Linked DNA regions of Homo sapiens: region 2 is linked to region 1. Evidence: read pairs that join two places in POLR2A ChIA-PET (ENCODE). Cell type or tissue: K562. All regions are shown on one strand. Links, peaks and the distances in the headings refer to the core of each region. The heading gives the core; the rest is flanking DNA.

The links. ChIA-PET counts read pairs that join two places held together with the same protein. Peaks named below come from ENCODE experiments on the same cell type or tissue, not always from the same donor. Only the 100,000 strongest peaks of a DNase experiment are listed, where the experiment ranks them.
Region 2: POLR2A ChIA-PET joins it to region 1 with 5 read pairs; 1 of 35 experiments calls an interaction of 5 or more read pairs at or near these places.

The regions. Positions count from the first base shown.
Region 1 is chr16:27,105,795-27,108,704 of GRCh38, reverse strand. No RefSeq gene overlaps it. Among named protein-coding and RNA genes, the nearest start is that of C16orf82, 40 kb to the right of the region's middle. In K562, for the core only: no CTCF peak of the experiment used is centred there; a DNase peak (open chromatin) is centred at 1,384.
Region 2 is chr16:27,031,437-27,034,346 of GRCh38, reverse strand. No RefSeq gene overlaps it. Among named protein-coding and RNA genes, the nearest start is that of C16orf82, 34 kb to the left of the region's middle. In K562, for the core only: no CTCF peak of the experiment used is centred there; no DNase peak of the experiment used is centred there; H3K4me3 peaks cover 145 bases.

The DNA.
Region 1 (2,910 bases), core at 240-2,739:
CTGAGTAGCTGCCTGCCACCACCCCAGCTAATTTTCGCAGTTTTGTAGAGATGGGGGTTTCACCGTGTTGGCCAGGCTGGTCCCGAACTCCTGACCTCTAGTGATCCGCCTGCCTTGGCCTCCCAAAGTGCTGGGATTACAGGCCTGAGCCACTGCGCCTGGCGTTTGCTTTTTATTTTAATGGGCAGCCAGGGTGGAGAAATGATGCTCACGTTGTTTTTGATAGAGGCCAACTAGTGCCAGGTGAATGGGGGTATGGGGGTGAACAGAGGCAGTGGGACTTGACCGCACCCTCTGCCCACTGGCACATCTCCCCTCCTCCCGCTCCTCTAGGAGTCTTGGGGACTCCAGGATCCCTGCGGTGCTCCTGCCGCAATGCACCAAGCACACTCACACCCCAGGCCTTCCTCTGCACATGCCGTCCCCCACCTGCCTGCCTGATGTGTTATACAGATGCCTGGAGGCCACCCCTCTGTAGCACTCTGGGCCAATGCCCCTTCCCTGGCCACAGTTCCCAGGCAATCAGTGTGCCCCTTGTGCACCCCCACATAATCCCTTGCAGTTGCCTGTTTTGCCCCCATCTTCTCCTGTGTGTGGGGGTGCCCCAGGGACAGGGCTTAGATCTGATTCTTCTCTGAGTGTCCCAAGCCTGGCCCAGAGGAGGCACTGATAGAGGCGGATGCACTGATGTTTTGCTGCTAGGACTTGCTTTTGATAAAACCAGTGATATGGTCACCAGCAAATACCCCTTTTCCCTCCTGCCTGGGCCCCCCAGGACCAGCTCCAGTGGCTCTTCAGGGTGAGTCTACTTTCTGGGTGTGGTACTCCTCTCCTGGGTGTACCCAGAGCTTGTAAACTGGTCAGACTTCCCCCACTGATAACATTTTGTTTGGCATGCGGATAATTATTATTTTTTCCCAAGAAGTAGACCAGGTGCAGTGGCTCGAGCCTGTAATCCCCACACTTTGGGAGGTCAAGGTGGTTGGATCACTTGCGATCAGGAGTTCAAGACTGTAAGAAACATTCTTACCCATCCAAACCCAAAGAATGGACTCAGGGACATGGAGAACAGCAGAAGTGAGACTTTAATGGTGGTCTTGCAAGATTGGTGTCTGGCATGCAGGCACACCCAGAACGGTTTTAACAAGCTATTTACTCCCTAGCGCTCAAGTCCCTCCCCCAGTTCCTCATTGGCTGAGTACTATGGGGTTACAATCTTCCCGGACGTCACCTATTGGTGGTTGTATTAAGGTTTCAAGTATGTTCTTTAGGGTCTTTCTGCTGCCTTTTATTGCAGCCCATAATGCATTGCGACTATCTCAGGACTCTTTAAACATTTGACTTATGGCCCTAGTGGCTGCACTTGGCTGATAAGAAAGGGTACAATTATTTATGTTGCAAGCTAGCCTAAACTAAATTCTTTACTGGGGAGGGGGAGTTAAGGGGGGGCTCCAACCCATAGGCGCCTGGCTGCCGAGTGAAAGTAGAAAGCAGGAAGGAGAGAGGGGTGGTGGCTCAGTACATTCTGCTGCTTTATCTCCTTATTTCCATGTAACCTGCTTAAACCTATACTAAGACACTTAGAATTAAAAATGGGCCGCCGTGGCCGGGCTCTGTGGCTCACACCTGTAATCCCAGCACTTTGGGAGACAGAGGCAGTGGATCACCTGAGGTCAGGGGTTCGAGACCAGCCTGGCTAACATGGTGAAACCCCGTCTCTACTAAAAATACAAAAATTAGCCAGGTGTGGTGGTGGCTGCCTGTAATCTCAGCTACTTGGGAGGCTGAGGCAGGAGAATCACTTGAACCCAGGAGGCGGAGGTTGTAGTGAGCCAAGATCATGCCACTGCACTCCAGCCTGGGCAACACAGTGAGACTCCGTCTCAAAAAAAAAAAAAAAAAGAAGTAGTTGTCGATATTTAAAAACTGGCAGATTTCACATAAAATTGGGGATTTTTACCTTCTTTTCAAAACCCCAAAACTCTGGTAATATAAAACTGGCACCAGTTGGCTAAGCGAGGCATGGCTTCCCTTTAGACTGTGTGAGCTTCCTCCAGTTCATCACACACCCTCCTGGCCTCAGGCACGTTGGAGGTGAGGAGCTCTGCTGAGACTGTTTTAAAGAGGAGGAAGCTGAGGCCCAGCGAAGGCTGTAAACTTGGCAAAGGTCACACAGCAAATGTTTGGAGGAGCTGGGATCAGAACTCACGCTGGTCAGATACAGAGATGCAAGAGGCGGGTGGTCCGTTCTCACAAGGGTCTCTTCTGGAGAGAGAATGGAATGACTGAATGGGGAGTGGTCTGGAAGCCATGAGAAGCAGATGGGGCAGCTGGGCTGTGTCACCTGAGAGCAGAGATGCCTCAGGGAAGAAGTGGGGTCCTGGATAGTCATTTCCAGGTGGGAAGGAATGAAGGTGTTCTACGTGATTTTAGGAATACAGCCAGTATTCACTGGGCACTTATCATATGCCAGGCACAGTGCAAAGTGTGTTGAATGAACTCATGCGCTCTCCTTCATGACAGCCAATAAAATAGGCATTAAACATTTTATTTATTTATTTATTTAGATGTGGTCTTTGCTGTGTCTCCTAGGCCAGAATGCAGGGGCGCAATCATAGCTCGCTGCAGCCTCGAACTCATGGACTCAAGTCATCCTCTTGCCTCAGCTTCCCAAGTAGCTGGGATTACAGGTTTGCACCACCACAGCTGGCTCCTTTATAAAATTTTGTTTGTAGAGACAGAGTCTTGCTATGTTGTCCAACCTGGTCTCAAGCTCCTGGCCTTAAGTGATCCTCCTGCTTCAGCCTCCCAAAGCTCTGGGATTACAGGTTTGAGCCACTGTGCCCAGCAGACATAGACACATTTATAACCCTCCTTTTTACAAGAAACGAAGGCTCAGGGAAGGTTGAA
Region 2 (2,910 bases), core at 212-2,711, 74 kb after region 1:
ATGACACAGCCCTAGAATCCAACATCTCCCTGCAAATGCAGCACCAAGCTCAGAGAACACTTGGCAGGTAAGGTCGCTGCATCCCAGTGTCACCTCAGACACACCCATGCATGGGAGGGTCCCTGGGACATTTCCTCAGCCTGAGGGGCTCCATAGTGGACATAAATCTGGTTTTCATTGCAGTGACTAGACAGCTTCGTGTGTCACCCCAAAACAGCTCACCACTGGCAATGTGACGTTAATAGTCTTGTCATTCTGTCCCTTTCTCCTTCTGCCTGTGCATCTGTATGGACAATTAGGAAAAGACAATTTAATGCTGAAGAAATTAATTGCATTTGCCAAATGGGCTTGAAACCCTCTACAGGCTGTTTCTCTGTCAACACAACAGATTATGGTGCTCAGAAAGTGAGCACTGTTGACTGTTGACACAATCATGTCTGGCTGTGGATCAGCTGTGATTTTTTTTTTGGAGAGGTGGTGCGGTGGAGAGGGTGAAGTGCAGTGGACACACGTGGTGATCCTGGAAAGAAGCTTTGCCTCATTCTTGCATACTCACTGTGGGCCACTATTTTTAGGAACACAAGTTACTCACTGTTGAGCGCTTGCCCTGTGTCAGCTGTGTAGTAGGATACATTACCTTGAATCTTCATAACATTTGTATAAGGAATAGCATTCGTATATTCATATATTCATATCCCCATTTCGCAGATGAGGAAACCCAGGAGCAGAGATGGGAAGTAATTTTGTCTCCCTGAGCATTCGGGGAGCAGAGTTTTTAAGGACAACTTGGTGGGTGGGAGAAAGCCGGTGAGCCGGGAGTGCTGATTGGTCAGCGATGAAATCACTGGGAGTCAGAGCTGTCTTCTTGCGCTGAGTCAGTTCCTGGGTGGGGGCCACAAGATCAGATGAACCAGTTTATCTATCTGGGTGGTGCCGGCTGATCCATCAAGTGCAGGGCCTGCAAAATACCTCAAGCACTGGTCTTAGGGGCAGCTTAGGGAGGGTCAGAATCTTATAGCCTCCAGCTGCATGACTCCGAAACCATAATTTCTAATCTTGTGGCTAATGTTAGTCCTACAGAGGCAGTGTAGCCCCCAGGCAAGAAAGAGATCTGCTTTGGGAAAGGACTATTATCATCTTTGTTTTAAACTATGAACTATAAGCTAAGTTTCTCCCAAAGTTAGTTCGGCCTACGCCCAGGAGTGAACAAGGACAGCTTGGAGGTTAGAAGCAAGTTGGAGTCGATTAAGTTAAATCTCTTTCACTGTCTCAGTCTTAATTTTGCAAAGGCAGTTTCAATTTGCCTGTGCTTACCCAGCAAAATAAAACCCATGCGTCTTCCCAAATGCCCACTGTAGAATGTTGTGGACCCTGGATCCTTGGAGGTAGTGAGGCAGGAGGAAACACCAAGGTCTTCTGGTGTGGCGAATCTGAGGCCAATGCATGCTGACTTCCCAAAGCTGGATCCAAAGGAAAACACCTGGGTCCGGGGGCCGGGAACCTGAGGTCAATTAATGCCAACTTTCTAAAGCTAAACCAAAAGGGAAAACTCCATCCATCTCCCTTTGCCAAGTAACAAAGGACGAAAGGCTATGCTCTCTACAGCCCTCCGCCTTCCGCCATGTCTCAGATGGAAAGGGAGAGTGACTTGGTTGGGCCACAGGCCATGCAAGGACCATCCTTTCATCTGCTTAGGACGTCAGTTCACTTCAGCCTTTAATTAGCCACAGACTAAATCCTTCATCCAGATAAGGGGTAGCTGATAAGAACCTCACACCGAGTACTTAAAACCCAGAAAACGGCCTGGCGCGGTGGCTCACACCTGTAATCCCAGCACTTTGGGAGGCTGAGGCGGGTGGATCATCAGGTCAGGAGATTGAGACCAGCCTGGCCAACATGGTAAAACCATGTCTCTACTAAAAATACAAAAAAAAAAAAAAAAAAAAAAAAAAGAAGCTGAGCATGGTGGCACATGCCTGTAGTCCCATCTGCTCGGGAGGCTGAGGCAGGAGAATCACTTGAACCCTGGAGGTGGAGGTTGCAGTGAGCCGAGATCTTGCCACTGCACTCTAGCCTGGGTGACAGAGCGAGACTCCTTCTCAAAAAAAAAAAAAAAAAATCCAGAAAACTTTGTAACTGGACCCTTGAGCCGCTCGCTGGGGCCCACTCCCACCCTGCGGAGTGCTTTCTCGCTTTAGTATATCCCTGCTTTCACTGCTTTTCATTCCTGCACTTCATTCCTCTGCTACTTTGTGCGTTTTGTACAATTCTTTGTTCAGAACGCCAAGGACCTGGACCACTCGCAGTCAAGGCCCTCCACTGGTAACAGCCAATCCTGTGTCCTAAAATTGTGCATCAGATCAGGGGAAGCAGAAGAGTGTGACTGGTTAATATCCCAGACCCTAGAGTCCGCGTTTCTGGGTTCCAATCCTGGCTCTGATACTACCTGTGTGTTATCTTGGGTAAATCATGTCGCCTCTCTGAATTTCAGTTTCCTCATCTGTAATATGGAGAAAAGCTATTGTCCTAGAATTGTTATGAGGATTAAAGGAAGTAATTTATTTAAATCACTTAACAACTGGTAAATGCTTAACAAGTGTTAACTTTTATTACCATTGAGCAGGAGGTGAATGGCTGCTTCAGGAAGGGACTTCCTGGGGTAGGGGCCTAGCCTGAGGAGTGGGAGAGAGTAGCTAAGGATTGAGGAGCACTCGGGGGACTGGGGTGCATTAGAGTTGTTAAGAAAATATTCAGGCCGGGTGCGGTAGCTCACGCCTGTAATCCCAGCACTTTAAGAGGCCGAGGTGGATGGATTAGCTGAGGTCAGGAGTTCTAGACCAGCCTGGCCAACATGGTGAAACCCTGTCTCTACTAAAAATACAAAATTAGTTGGATGTGGTGATGCACGCC